Regions from separate parts of the Homo sapiens genome. Here region 2 is linked to region 1. A link is a loop called in an ENCODE intact Hi-C map of the cell type or tissue named here. Cell type or tissue: Panc1. All regions are shown on one strand.

Evidence for each region. Peaks named below come from ENCODE experiments on the same cell type or tissue, not always from the same donor. Only the 100,000 strongest peaks of a DNase experiment are listed, where the experiment ranks them.
Region 2: a loop joins it to region 1, with 4 times the contacts of the local background. A loop is called at or near these places in 44 of 110 quality-filtered maps.

The regions. Positions count from the first base shown.
Region 1 is chr17:34,143,457-34,151,456 of GRCh38, forward strand. It overlaps a transcript of ASIC2 not described here. Among named protein-coding and RNA genes, the nearest start is that of LINC01989, 36 kb to the right of the region's middle. In Panc1, CTCF peaks have their summits at 3,184 (motif pointing left) and 3,393; a DNase peak (open chromatin) is centred at 3,165.
Region 2 is chr17:33,923,275-33,931,274 of GRCh38, forward strand. LOC124903983 (a long non-coding RNA gene) reads right to left here. Exons shown (of 2, transcript XR_007065719.1): 2 at 7,856-8,000. It also overlaps a transcript of ASIC2 not described here. Among named protein-coding and RNA genes, the nearest start is that of LINC01989, 260 kb to the right of the region's middle. RefSeq lists enhancers at 5,738-6,239, 7,936-8,000. In Panc1, no CTCF peak of the experiment used is centred here; a DNase peak (open chromatin) is centred at 4,427.

The DNA of each region.
Region 1 (8,000 bases):
CTTCTTGTAGGAATGAATTAGTTCCCATGAGAGCAGATTCTTATAAAGCAAGGTTGCCTATTGTGTTTTGCCTTTTTTGCATGCATCTGGTTCCCCTCCCATTTCTCTGCCATGTTTTGATGCAGCACAAGGCTCTCAGCAGACCTTTTCTTTTGATGAATATTCAGGTGGTTTCTGGGCTGATGTCATGCATCTTTGGAGATGCTGGTTTCAATGGGAGTACAGCCAGAACACTGGGCGTCAAACTTGTGAATGAAACTTTGCCTTTTCAGGGAAAGATGGGCTTAGGATCTTATAGTCATGATGTTTGCATATCACAAGCACCATGTCTCTGGGATCTGGGCATATGTCTGTAGTAGGCCTGACTTTCCAGAAGCTTCCAGATGTGGCTGCTCAGTGTTGAGTTTCACATCCTGCAGAACCATAAGTTAACTAAACCTCTTTTTTTTTCTTTTTATAAATTACCCAGTCTCGGGTATTCTGTTATAGCAACACAAAACAGACTAAGACTAAGACAATACATTTTCCACTTTCAGAGTTATTGTGAGGATCAAATAGCATCTTAGAAAGCATTTAGGATATAAAATCAGATACCTCATTCATATCCTGCTTCCACCAATTACAAGATAAGTGACTGTAGGCCAATTCTTCCACTTTTCTAAACCTCAGTTTTTTCCATACAAAAAAAAGATATGTCAACTATTATATATTTCACTTGGCTGTTGTGAAGACCAAATGAAGTATTCCATGTAAAGTGCATAGAACAGTGCCTGGGATACAGTATGTGCTCAGAAAATGTTAGCCATTATTAACAGGTTTTGTAAGCTACACAATGATGAACAAATAAAAGAACTTTTATTTGTGACAAGACCTGCATGTCTATAGTAGCTTAGGCTCAACTATAATAGCAGGAGCTGGGTCCCTGGCTTGATCACAGCCTCATTCCCCATACTTTCTGGGGACTTCCTGATACTACACTGTCAATATAGATTTCCAAAAAATCGTCTTGCTCCTGGATCTCCTGTCACTATGTTGTATCACCAGCTCATCTTAGTAATAATAATAGTAACAACAGTAACAAAACAGCTGACATTCCACATCTGGGATAACTTTTAAAGTTTTACTTATATTATTTCACTCAATTGCTGCAAACAATCCTATGGGGTACCAGTATTATTATTATTATTTAATAGATGAGGATATTGAAGTCTGGAGGTGTTAAGTAATTTGTACAAGGTCAGGGAAACCTGGAACCTACACCTGTCTGGCACTAAATTCCATGATTGTACCACGAGGCCAAAATACCTCATTATGTTATTATCTCAAGTGCCAGAGCTCTTCATTCTTCCAACATTTGCCAAGCTCCCCAAGCTCAGATATCCCTTTGTTGTCTGTTATCAGTGCTCCTGGGCAGGACATTCTCTCTGCCAGATTAGCCTCCTTCCAAACTCCTATAGCTGGGTCTATCTCTAGCCATACTAAACCTAGAGTTATCTCTAGTCCATAAACCTCTCAGTCTCTGCAGCCCTCCACATGGAACCCGGCCATGCCCAACCACAACCCAAGATTTGCTCTCTAGGGTTGGCTCTAGCTCCCAGAATTTATGACAAATTCCTCTGGGAACTGCCTCTTGAGGAGCCATCCATACACACTTTAGGATGCCCAGGTCATTTAACAGCCCCTTCAATCCTTGGCTTCCACCAGCCACCCACTTCCCACACTTTCTCTGGATGAACTGAAATATCCACTCTTTTGTGTCTACAGTCTCATATGGCACCATTCTTATTCCTGACTTCTGAGACACTTAGCTTCAAGACTACACAGTATTGGGAAATGGGGTGATTCTGCAGTCTGGATGTGCTGGATTGCATCTATTATCAGTTTTTTTTCCAGTGCTATCTGCCAATGTCCCTCACCTCTGACCCCAACTATCTGTGCAGGAAGGAAATAAAGACTCTCAGAGTTGGAAGTAACTTTAGAGGTCATTAAATCCAACCCTTTACCTGACATTGATCCACATCTGCAGCATTGCCAATAAGCAATTGTCTGGCCTCAGCTAGAGCTGATGGCAGGGTACAGGGTGCTCTAGACTCCTAGGACAACTCCTTCTAGTCTGCCGATATCCACTTATCTAAACTTTTACCCACACATTGGTGCTAGCTCTGCTCCCTGGCTTCACACAGAGAAAGTCACATTCCTCTTCTCTATGATTGCCTTCGAAGTGTTTTAAAACAGCTCTCATATTGCCCGTGAGCCACCCACTTCGCTTTTCATGCTAAGCTGTCTGAGTTCTTTCATACGCTCCTCATCGCTCGTGGTTTCTGTGACATATGAGGAGCATCACCTCTGGTCAGCCATACATCTCTCACTGCCTTCTACTTTATTGATGGGCCCAGGACACTGCCAACATCAAATGCATAGCCTCCTCTTCATGGCTTGAAGCCAGGCTGATGCACATTCAGGAAGAAATGGAAGTGAAGGCTGGTAGAAGGGTAGGAAAGGGAAGTTTTCAGAGAGAGCAAACTTAGGAAATGAGAATGCAGGTGCTGATAAAAGTGTATGCTAGAATGTGAGCAGCTGAGAGTCACGTAACAGCTGGGAGAATGGGTATGGCTCAGCTCTTCGGAGAAGGGAAACCTTGGGAAGGGCTTTCTTTGGGCAAACAACTCTAAGGGGAACAAACCAGCTGTGCTTAGAGTAGTGAATCCCAATCAGAGAGATGCTCATTTGAGTTATGAGGGCCACCCTTGGGAATTGTTATCGCCGTCTTGAGTTGAAAACACAGATTTTGAAAGTCCCAGGTTTAAAAGATTTTTGAAAAAGGTATTTTTTTCTTTCTAAACCAGACTTAGGTCCACATGCCTAGACTATTGTCCATGTTACCATATGGATAAAAAAGCTAAAACTAATCAATACACAGGTTGGGTTCCCTATCAGAGCCTGAGATGGCACACCTTCTACAGGTGATTTATTGAGGGAGTGTTCTCATAAAAAGCCTAGAAGCGGGAAGGGGAAGGTAGGGCGGGGGAAAAGGTAAGCATGAATGTGGTTTCAGGAGAAGTCCAGCTCAGCCTGATCCCACGGGAAACACTGAGTGTAAACTGCACCACAATGTATTCCATCTTGAGGTGAGATGACTGGCATTTCCTAATCCTGTCAGTCAGTCACTGGCCACTGGCTGCCCCCAGGTGGTGGGGAGGTGAATAACTTCCCAGGTATCTCCAGAAGAGGCAGCACCTGTCAACCAAGGGCCAGCCTCCCCACGAAGGGGACTGATTAAGCTGTTATGTGCTCTACCTACAGGTGCAGTAAAGAGGATCTGGGCTGACCAACAGTGTCTTCCACAGATACACTTGCTAATTCACGCATGGAAGACCCAGAGTGTATCACTCCCCTCAACTGCTGGACTACTGTGCTGCAAACTTTGAGTCAGAATGATGAGCTTCAGTCAGGCATATCATGGCTCCTGAACAGGATTTTGAGAGCAAGATTCTGTGCCTCCCTCATCCTGCTGCAGCCTCTCAGTGCATCTAGGTGTTTCTGCTTCCATTGTACATATCTATCAAAATAAAATTGTTATAATTAAACAAACAAATAAATAGATAAATAGATCTGGTGGCAAATGAGCAGCAACTCCTCCCCACTCCCAACATAAGTTAAAGTTTGAGTTTCAGCAACAGATGTAGGATCAGAAAACAAATGTTTAATATGTTCTGTTGCATTAGAGCGGTACAGGTTGGCAAGTCCTTAGAAACCACCTAATTCCACCCCTTCATTTTACAGATAAGCAAACTGAGGCCCATTGAGGCTTATTACCTTCCCAAAGGTTGTGCAACTAAATCTACAGAGGTCATAAATCCAGGCAAATACGTTGCTTCTGTTTTATATGCTTAATTTCTTCTGAGCATAAATTTCAATGGCTACTGAGGCAATCAATAGAGAATATATCGAAATCAGAAGAAAATAAGTACTGGGAGATGGAAAGATGCTTCAGCATCCAAAGAATGGCACTTTGGGGAATGCTGTCCTCAAATAAAGCCCAACCTGATAAACAGGCTTTTATCAGAGAATTTCAATTTATCAAATAATAACCATGTAGTATTTCTGAGCATTGGAGACAGCTGCTATCCAGCAACCCCTAAGCCCAGTCTGTATGGTTTTAAGTCAAATGCATGAGTGAAATATGATATATGGAGTTTCAAACTGGGAGGGGTGATGTAGGCTTGGTCTCAGGTTGTAATAGATCATGGGTCAAATGGCCTTGCTGGTCAAGGTAGATATTTTAACTCAGCTCCATCAAACATAAACATCCTACAAAAAAGAGAAAGCACACAGCAAATTTTCAGGTCTCTCTAGACTCAGGTGGTATCGTTTTAGTCTCATGGAGGGAATGGGGTGCGTGGCACTTTGACATATGGGCTGCTCTATGGAGCACCACCTCTAATGGCAAACTTAGTGCTAAATGCTACCAATTCGGTCTTTGGGAGATTTTTTAATGGGACCACATCTCAGCTCTTACAAAAGAAATCAGTAGCAAACTAGGATTCACTTTACCAAAATTTTGTTAAATTCATCTCTTCATTAATGGAAGAACTTTCTATAGAGAGGAAAAGAGAACTACAATACAGAGGAGGAAAGGAACCAACACCCCAGCCAATAAGCTTCCAGGTAGCCTTCTAAGCAGTTCTGGATGTCTAAAATCTTCCAGAGAAAGAGACACAGACATGCACATTCACCCAACAATCAACTAGGCATTATTTAGGAACTTGTGCAGTAGCTTCAGTTTTTTCTTTGCAAGTAGACATTGTGGGTCATCAAAATAGTCAGCTCTCAGTCATTGTCTTACCCCTTCATCACATCAGAAAGAATTTTATATACCCCTGAAAGCACGACTTCCAGAGAGCTTACAGCTTAAAGTTCTAAACTGGAAGATCCCAAACGGAGGCTGACATTATGGAAAACTTGCTTAGCTTGACAAAGGTTGCCCCCATAAGGGCATGCCAAATGTTCGCAAGACTTCAGAGCATCCTAAGGAATATGAAAAATCATCTATTTTGCATTAGTTACAATTTAGGCCATTTTGACATAGAATCTAGAGACTTTACAGACGGGAGAGTCAGGATCTACATCTGTGTGCTGAGGTGGTCTTGCGAGAAGTGGATGGTTTTGCAAGAAGAACCAGAGTTGACTCAAACTTGGGCCTCATCATGGAGCAGGGTTGGGCCTGTCAGGATGTGTGACTTTGTGTAAAGGAACACATCTCTGGTGCATCTTAGCAAACATTCAAAAAACAGTAGGACCAAGATGGCATCAGATAAACAAGCAGAAATACTATCAATAAATTTCCATCAAAGGAGAGTAACTGGTGCTCAGTTTTGAGCCTAAAAGGAAGGAATCTCCTAATGACCTCAAGACTACCCAGGAGACTCAAGAAGAGAGCAAGCTAACATTGATTGGATGTGTACTGTGGAGCAGACATGACACCAGATGCACAAAAAGTGAGATCCCAGGCCTAGTAATACACACACATGCACACAATACATGGCTGAATAGGAGTACTCCCAAAATGCTAAAATAATATATATAATTATATCTGGGAAGCAATTAATGGCGATTTTTCTTTTCTTTCTTTTTTTCTTTTTTCTTTTTTTTCTTTTCTTTTTTTTTTGAGACAGTGTCTCGCTCTGTTGCCCAGGCTGGAGTGCAGTGGTGTGATCATGGCTCCCTGCAGCTTCAACCTTCCAGTTTTAAGCTAACCTCCCACTTCAGCCTCCCAAGTAGCTGGGACTACAGGCATGTGCCACCACTCCTGGCTCATTTTTGTATTTCTTGTAGAGACTGGGTTTTACTATATTGCCCAGGTTTCTCCTTTCTTTATTATTTCCCACACTTCCCAAATTTTCTCCAATGAGCATGGATTACTTCTATAATCAGAAAGTGTATTATTAAATAATAACAATAATGGGACAAGTCATCCCAATGCAGGTGGAATCCTGGCTACCCATGATGCAAAAAGAAGCTTGAAAACAACAATTTCACCATATATCAACTAGACTTACTTAACATTAAACAAGCTTCAAACCCACTTTACCCAAACTCTGAAGAAGCAGTTTGACAGCTATGTGCTAAGCAATTCTAGGTGCCAAGAATACAAGGATGAGTGAAGACATCAGGCCTTATGAGGAGGGGAGAAAAAAGAAATATGCGATTTGTAAAAAGTTAGCAATGCGATATTACCTCACACTTGTTAGAATAGTTGTTGTCAAAAATACAAAAAATAACAAGCATTGGAAAGGATGTGGAGAAAGGTGAGCCCTTGTACACTGTGGGTGGGAATGGAAATTAGTACAGCCATTATGGAAAACAGTATGGAAGTTCCTCAAAAAAATTAAAAATAGAAGTACCATATGATCTAGCAATCCCACTACTGGGTATATATCCAAAGGAAGTGAAATCAGTATGTCAAAGAGATTCTGCCCTCCCATGTTTATTGCAGCACTAGTCACAAAAGCCAAGATATGGAATCAACCTAGTGTCCATTGATAGGTGAATAAATAAAGATTTGTGATATATATACACAATGGAATACTATTCAGCCTTTAAAAAGGAAGAAAATCCTGTCATTTGTGACAACATAGATGAACCTGGAGGACACTATGCAAAGTGAAATAAGTCAGGCACAGAAAGACAAATACTGCATGATCTCACTTCTATGTGGAATCTTAGAAAGTCAAACTCATAGAAACAGAGAGTAGAATGGTGATTACTGGGGACTGGGGAGTGGCAGGGTGGATAGGTGAGATATGGATCAAAGGACATAAAATTTCAGTTCAACAGGAGAGACAAGCCCAGGAAATCTATTGTACATCATAATGCCTAGAGTTAATAACAATATATTGAACAACTGAAAATTGCTAAGGGGGTAAATTTTAAGTGTTCTTACCATCCCCCCAAGAAAATGGTAAGTATATGAGGTAATACATATGTTAAATAGTTTGATTTAGCCACTCCACAATGTATACATACTTCAAAGCAGTGTTGTACATCATAAATATATGTACCTTTTACTAATAAACTTTTTAAAATTAAAAATTATCAGTGGCTAAAAAACTAGGGTGTTAAATCATTTCTAAGGTCATTTTTAGCCCAAGCACTTCATGATTCTAATGCAAGAAAAAGAATAATGACTGTTCTAACAGAGGAATAAACCAAAATGCTGTTTAGAAGACAGACGAGAGAGTAATTTAGATTATGGGAATGGGAAGGGGATGGGCAATGGTTTCCTGGAGAAGGCTACAGTGATGGTAAAGCTGGATTTTGAAGGATGACTAGGATTTAGATAAATAGACATGGAGAAAGAGGTATAAAAAGTAAAGAGGGTGGCGTGGTGGCTCACACCTGTAATCCTAGCACTTTGGGAGGCCAAGGTGGGCAGATCACAAGGTCAGGAGTACGAGACCGGCCTGGCCAATCTGGTGAGACCCCATCTCTACTAAAAATACCAGGCATGGTGGCAGGCGCCTGTAGTCCCAGCTACTCGGGAAGCTGAGGCAGGAGAATCGCTTGAACCTGAGAGGTGGAGGTTGCAGTGAGCTAAGATCGCACAACTGCACTCCAGCCTGGGCAACAGAGTGAGACTCCATCTCAAGAAAAAAAAAAAAAAAAAAAATAAAGAGGTAGAGTAGGAAAGGTCCGTGAGTAAAGGGTTCTGGGTTTATTCCAGGAACAGCAAGTAACTATTCAATTAGCAAGCCATGCCTGGGTCATGGTATTTCCTGTGGGCAGCCCCCATATTTAGCATGATGTATGCAGAGTCTGGGTTTAATGAGACTGCATTCTTGCACTCAGCTATCACCTCATCTGGAGGGGGTGGGAAATGGGCTGGGAGTTCTACAATGGCAAGGCTTTAGGCTATTTTTATCACACTGCACAATAGGTGCTCTATTTGATTGACAAAGGAATAACCATGCATGAAGCACTATGACACACTGCTATAAAAG
Region 2 (8,000 bases), 220 kb before region 1:
GAACAAGTACTGCCTGAGCTTGAGAAATATTTGCCGTTCTCAAGGCTGACTGTTCTGTCCATCTACCCAACCACATTTATATGAAACTTATGAACTAATATTGTTGGAAGAAACTTTATTCATCACCCAGTCCAAGGGTCTCATTTTACAGATGGAAATAAAATGACTTCTCAGGGTCATACAGGTTACCAAGGAAGAGACCACAAGGAAGAAACAGGTTACCAAGTCTGGGCCACAAATTGCTGAACTCAGAATGCACAGCAGTTCTGCAAAATGCACTGCTTCTCCTTGTGGCTGGACCTTACAATTATTTATAGGGAAAATGATTTCTCTCTTATACACTTTCCATGTTTATAGAAGGAGGCTGTGGGGCCGGGGAGTGGGGCTCAGGGTTCAGGGATCACTGGCTAATAATGTCAGTTGGAAAGGGAACTCTGGAAAGTGTTTGATATGTCAAACAGGTGTAAAAATGCTCTTAAGCCACCAATGAGGTGTGAGTTAGGGCAGAAAGAAGATAGTAGAGTATGAGAGGGGAGGAGGGGCGTCCTGAGTTCTCAGCCCATGCTAGACTACAGGGAGTTTGAGTCTTAGACTCCTGCTTCACCATTGACTCCATTCCCTACCTCATGCCCACCCAGCAACTACATGGCAGAAGATACAGGGAAGAGAGCCCCGGACTCACAGGCAGAATGGGCCAGGTTCAGATCTCAGCTTCACTGCCACCAGCTGTGTGATCTTCAGCAGGTCTGAATCCCTGGCCCCTGCTCCCATCCCTCTCTTTATTTCTGTTTCCTCATCTGCTGAAACATCTAAGTTTCAGGTTTATGGGGCAGGTCAGAGAGCAAGTCTACAAAATGCTTATCACATGGCCTGGCCAAGAAAGCCCCTAATAAATGGCATTTGTCACCACTGTTGGTGGGAACCTCACAATACCTGACTCTCCTGCACTGCGCTGTGAGGAACAGCCCAGCGTGCTCCTCCTGGGGTTCTCCCCAACCCTGGAGTGAGGCTTGCAGAGCGGGCTTGCAAAGCAGCCACACCCATTTGCTCTGCTGGCTTAAGCAGGAGCCAGAGTCTGCTCTCCAGGGGCTCAGGATGGTGTCTGAAACAGAACACATGGAGTCCGCCAGGTGTGGCAGTAACTACATTGACAAAACTCTCAGCACTACAAAGTGGATAAATTAGAGGGCAGAGAAAATGCATTCATGCTAGGAAAGCATTCGCCATACACTTCCTTTAACTGGGAGCCTCTCTAGAGAACTTAAAGTCAAATTTCCACCTCCCAAAATTCTATTTCCCCGTAGATATCTAGGAACTTGCCTAGTGTGAAGTGGATAACTGTGGAGACGCTGTCATCTTTCCCTTCATCCCATTTTCTCCCTTTCCTATGGGAATTTTTGATTTAATCCGGGCATTGTGGACAGCAGAGAGAGGATGCAAGTGCTGGTTGGCCATATGTGCTTGGACAAAGCTGCCTGCTGTCTCGGGCTGTTCAATTCACTGCTGCTGTGGCCTTGGGCCAGTGAGCACCCTGTCATTCTAAGTTACCCTCAACTGGAACCCAGACTCTGCAGAGGTGTGGTGGGCAGTGAAGGAAGAAGAGCAAGCTTCGTGATGACCATGCAGACACATGCCATGACAGTCACTTCTTGTTTAGTGCCTCCTGACCCCTACACTTCAGGCAGTCAGAGGTCAGAGATCCATCATGCCCACCTCCCAGCTTACTGTCTCTATACTCAGCTGAGCAGAAGAACTCAGGGCCAGTGTACCCAGGGCTGGGCTTCCTGCCTTCCCTGCTTCTCTGGCCACCATGCTGCAGGGTTGATGCCTCAGGCCTTTCCAGTGCATGGGCAGAGAAAGGGTTGAAGGCAGCAGATCTGGATTCAAGTCCAGCTATGTGACCTTTGCCTGGTTCCTTAACCCTTCCAATGCTCATTTCTCATCTGTAAGAGGGAGGTGGTCATATCTCCATACCAACTTGCACAAGGGTTGAATGAGGAGAAGAATATAAGCGCAAAATGCACTGAAGGCACCCCATGCATGACACTTCTCGTCCTCCCCTCCAGGGAAGGCCAATGGTAACCCAGAAATCACTGGACCATAGCATTCAAATGACCATTGAGTCCCTGCTTCTGGTGTACAGAACAAAGGAGAAGGCCACATAGAGCTTCTTTCTTCCAAGACTGCAGAATGGGGATTAGACCTCTCAGGGGAGTGTGGTGCAAGTCACAATAGCTCTCTTCTCCCGATAACTGTGGCCATGTGGCCTCGTCTGCTGCCCAGTGTGACCTCAGCCTCAAAGCCCCACTCCTACCTTAGAAAGGTTGGGTTGAGGATCCCCCACTCCACATTCTGGGATTGGGCACCACGTTCCCCTCATGGCTGGGGCAGCTCTGCTTCCATGGCCCAGGTTCTTCTAAATCCAATTCTGGGTGTCTACTTTCCAAATCCTCCCAGACTGGGGTTCAGTTTTGACTTGCCCTGGCCATTCTTGTGCCCATGGTATGGAGGCTGCAATCCATTGACAGCACTGTCACTCCCCTTTTCCACCCTGCTCTACCCAAGGCTGCGTGGGTGGCCACTGGATTTCACAATACTTCTTTGGCCAGTGGAAGATCTGAGCTATAGCAATATTTAAAAGATCTTAAGAAGTCACAAAATGTGTATGTGCCCCGCAATGACAAGACTTTTTTTAGATGCAGAAGGCTCTAACTCTAATAAATTATTATCCAAATACAGGAAATAATCACTGTTAACATTAGTAGATCTCTTGCAGTGATGTTTTGGGAGCCCCATAGACTATCATCGAAGTCAGGGGGTTCTTGAACTCGGTTAGGTGGTTGAGTACCTGAAAGTTTGTGTCCTCTTTACAGAAGCAAAAATACTGTTATTTAATTCAATTGAGAGGTCTAAAAATACAAATGTAGGTCACCCTATTTTTATGTTTTGAGCACTGTACTAAGTGCTTTATATGGAGTAGTTCACTTAATCCTCACAAAAACCTTGCGGAAGTATTACAGGTTAAGTCTCCCTTATCCAAAATGCTTGGGACCAGACGTATTTTGAATTTTGAACTTTTTTTTTGGGATTTTTGAATACATATTTGCATATAGATAATGAGATATCTTGGGGATAAGCCACAAGTCTAAGCACAAAATTTATATGTGTTTTAATATACCTTATACACATAGCCTGAAGATAATTTTATACAGTATTTTTAATAGTTTTGTGCATAAAACAAAGTTTGTGTACACTGAGCCATCAGAAAGCAAGGGTGTCACCATCTCAGCCACCCATGTGGACAACCTGTGGTTGCTTTGTGCCACCATTATTCCTGACTCTGAATTTTGATGCTACCTAAAGCAACCATTTTCTTATACTGATTCATGCATAAGTACTTAAGAGTAAAAAATAGGACAGACCATTAATACGGTGGGAAAAATCATGTATTCGGGGTAACCGAGCAGCACAGTAGCATCACCAGAATACCTGTATCTGCTATTAAGCAAGAGCAATAGCAAACAATGGCAGGCTGATTACCTGCCACTGTGTGCCTGCATTTTGTTGTGTGCCTGCATTTTGACTGTGACTCGTCACATGAGGTCAGGCACAGAATTTTCCACTTGCACTGTCATCTTGGTGCTCAAAAAGTTTTGGATTTTTTTTTTTTGAGACAGAGTCTCGCTCTGTTGCCCAGACTGGAGTGCAGTGGCACAATCTCTCTGCTCACTGCAAACTCAGTCTCCTGGGTTCAAGAGATTCTCATGTCTCAGCCTCCTGAGTAGCTGGGATTACAGTCATGTGCCAACATGCCTGGCTAATTTTTGTATTTTTAGTAGAGACAGGGTTTCACCATGTTGGCCAGGCTGGTCTCAAACTCCTGGCTTCAAGCGATCCTCCCACCTTGGCCTCCCAAACTGCTGTGATTACAGGCATGACCCACTGTGCCTAGCCTCAATTTTGGAACATTTTGAATATTGGATTTTCAGATTAGGGATGCTCAACCTGTGTGATCACTCACTAAGGTCTGAATGCTGGTGTCCTCCCAAAATTCTTATGTTGGAAGAATTGACTCTCCAATGTGAGGGTAGTAAGAGCTGGGTGTGAGCTTTGGGAAAGTGAATAAGCCATGAGGGTTACATTCTCATGAACAGAAATAGTGCTCTTATAAAAGAAGTTGAAGGGAACTGCTTCACCCTTTCTGCCATGTGAAGACACAGCAATAGGCACTATCAATGCAGCACAGAGGGAGCCTTTCCAGACACCTGATCTGCTGCTGCCTTGATCCTGGGCTTCCCAGCCTTCGGGACTGTGAGCAATACATTTCTACTGTTAATAAATTACCCAATCTATGGTATTTGTTAGAGCAGCCCAAAAGAATTAAGACACTATTATTTGTTGCCATTTCATAAATGAGCAAATTGAGGCTCAGGGAGGTTAGATCACTTGCCCAGTGTCATTCAGCAAGTTGGGAAGCAGTGAATCAAACCCAGAAAGTCAAATCAGTTTCGCTGCTTTTATTCCACAGTTCCTGCCCTCCCCTGCCTACCCCTGAGAATCAGAAGCAATGTCATCAGTTAGATATGACTATGTTATGCATAAGCCATATCAAATTACAGCCGTTAACACATGGGTTGACTCACACACAAACAACAGCTCAAATCTAGGCAAGAGGTATCAGCTGTTTGATAATATTTGTCCGCTAATTTTGCTAATTGTGTGCTCATTTGTCATCCTCTAGTGAGTGACAGCAGGCAAACAGTAGGAGGCACCAAAGGTTTAAGAAAAACATATGGGAGAAAAGCTTAACTGGGAGGCTTTTCTGTCTTAGCTTTTTGGTTTTTTTCCCCCTGCCAACTGGAAAAAAACCACAATTATTGCATTTCTGAGACAGAACTACCTGCTCTGGTTCATGGAAACCCATGTTATTTCAGAGATGCCACCCTGCTGCCCATTGGCGACCTTTCGAAGGTGCTCTCCTGGTGTTCTAACTCAATGTGCTGGACAGTTGTGCCTCTTCCCACCAGCATAGTGTCCTGGTACGGCAGGGACTCTGCAGCGTGGGGGGCAGGGGCACTTCAGGGGTGGGTGGTAAAAGCTGACCAGAACTGTGCAGCTCTGTTGTGGTTCCCACCCTTTGTGGAGAATCACTGCTCTAAGGTGACCCATGCCTCCTCCCATATCCTCTACACCTATGCTCTTTATGATATGACCCACTCTTTGGTTGGACTAGGGTCAACAGCTGGCCCAAGTGCAGCCAAACCATAGACTGGGCAGGAAGCAAGGGCTCTGAGCTTCACCTCAAAAGATGAACTGTGCCTGTCAGACCCCTCTCTTGGAAATGTAGTGTCAGGGCTCCGGAGGGGTGGAGCTTCTGCACTTCAGGGGTACATGGGGGTGAGCTGGGCAATGGCCACAATGAACCAGAGTTCTCGAGGTGCAGGAGCCATGTGGGAGTCCAGGGAGTCAGCGGGTGCCAGCAGGAAAATGGAGCAGATCCACAGATGGAGGAGGGGATGTCAGGGGAGAGATGAGACTCTGAGGGACTAACCAGGCAAAATAGAAGTTTGCAGCAAGTAATAGTAGTAGAAGCCTGAAAGTCTGTTAGGTAACCGAGGCTGCAAACATCAGCCTTTCCTGCTCCTGGCCCGTTTCTGGGAGGTCTGCATGTAGGGAGGCGCTCGTTCTTGGATTCTCATGAAATTTTCCTTCTTCTTTCTTGGCATCTTTATCATGACCCACCCACTCGCATGCTTTTACTCAAACCAGATAGCACTGCCTTAACCAGGGTGCACAAGAACGCTATTTGAGTTGCTGGGGCCTAAACTGCCTCAGTAAGTGAATCTCTGCCTCCCCTCAGACCCCCCATTGGATGGTCAGAATCTGCAGGAGACTGGCTCAGCTCACCATTCCACTGTTTTGTTCCCTCATTAGCTCTGTTCCCCAGTTAGCTCGCCAGCCCCTTTGCCTTGCCCTGCCCTCCCAGCCACTGCCCCCGACCGAGCTGTTTACATGGCTTTCTACATTAGGTTAGTGCTCACTCCCAAGTTCCCAACCTCCTACTTGACTGTGTCTCCCACTGTGATCCTTTCCTTAGCTCCTGCGGAGCCTGGGCTCATTTACATTTCACTCACCAACCTCATTTAGGTAATTTTCTACAGTTAATTCAACGTTCACCAAGTAGCCCTGGATTGCATTTGCATTCATCACCTTCTGGGGCTCTGAAGCATTTCAGAGTATACAGGCTTCCCTGCTGAGATCCCCACTTACGCAAACGCAACAACAAATCTCGTGGGCTCTGAGCAGAAGATCCCGCTGCAGGGTCAGCCCAGTATTCTCTTCTGACAGCAGCCTCAGGAGGACAGGAAGTGCCCTTTGTCCTGCCAGTCTTGTCCAAGGAGGAGGTGCCCTGACTCTGGCCTTCCTGTCTCCTATTAATTCATTGTGAATCCATCTCTAGGTTTACTGCCTGCCGTGCAAAGCATTTCCTTCACCTTAGCCAAAATAGCCTAAGCTTCAGGGGGTGCCATCTAGTGCCTGTATTATTACAAAGCTTGGGAAGTAGAAAATATACGATAAAAGGCTTCACAATATCAGAATTGAAAAGGTGTGGTTGCTTGTGAACACAGTCACAGAGAGCCCTTGGCTCATAACAAGCTACTTCTTGGTCTCCACTTTGCTAACTGGTGGTGGGCGTCATGGCTATAAGACTCTCAAACCAGCACAGCAGGCCTCACTGTCGATGGGTGCTGTACAGGACAAACTTTTTGCTTTAGTCTTCTACAATTGTTCAGGTTAGTAAAAGAAAACTTGTGATAATAGAAGTTTGCAGCAAGTAATAGTAATAGAAGTCTGAAAGTCTGTTAGGTAACCGAGGCTGCAAACATCAGTAATTCGTCTTTATCCGCAAAGCAGGGAAAACGGGACTCTATCACTTACGGGTTTCCCCTGCCTTTGTTGTATTTCAGGAATTACTGGAAAGAAATTGTCTGACCTGGCTCCTTTTGTGTTTCATTTGGGCCTCAAAGGCCGTATATTTGTAAGAAGAATGTCACTGTCTATGTCAAGCTTTCTGGACAGAATTCTAGAAATTCACCTGTAGCTTGTTCTTATTCCATACTGTGCCACCCTTTCACAACCCTGGTTCAGTTTGTTTTAAGATTTTCTATCCAGGATCTCAGTGGCTGAGATGTTAGTCCCCATCGTGCTTCAGGTAGTAGAATAAGGGCTGGAGACCAGAGCCTGGGCCCACCATCCCACCATCGCTGTCTGTGAATATGCCTCATGCTGTGAGCAACACAATAAAGTTTGCTTCAAACAAAAGTATCATTTCCCTGTAGGAAGCCAGGTAAAAGTGCTGAGAAGTACCACTATAACAGTTCCTTCTCTCTCTACCCTGAGGGATGAAGCTCCTGCACTGCAGGGGTGTGTCGAAGTGAGCTTGGCAGTGGCCCCAGTGGGCCAGAGTTCTGGGGGTACAGGAGCCATGTGTGAGTCCAGGGAGTCAGCTGGTGCCAGCAGGAAAATGGAGCAGACCCACAGGTGGTGGAGGGGATGCCAGGGGAGAGCCGGGGCCCAGATTTTACAACTCCCTTGTTTCTTTGGCTGCCTAGTGCAGATTTATTTATTTGTTTGTTTGTTTGTTTGTTTATTTATTTATTTTAGACGGAGTCTCTCTCTGCCGCCCAGGCTGGAGTGCAGTGGCACGATCTCGGCTCACTGCAAGCTCCGCCTCCCAGGTTCATGCCATTCTCCTGCCTCAGCCTCTCTAGCAGCTGGGACTGATGCAGTTTTACTTTGCATCTCTTCCTATGTAGCAGGATGAGCCGCAGAAAAGAACCCCTCAGAAACCGAGTTGTGGAAGGAAAGGGCTTTATTCAGCTGGGAGCACCGGCGGACTCACGTCTCCAAAAACCGAGCTCCCCGAGCGAGCAATTCCTGTCCCTTTTAAGGGCTTACAGCTCTAAGGGGGTCCGTGTGAGAGGGTCGTGATCGATTGA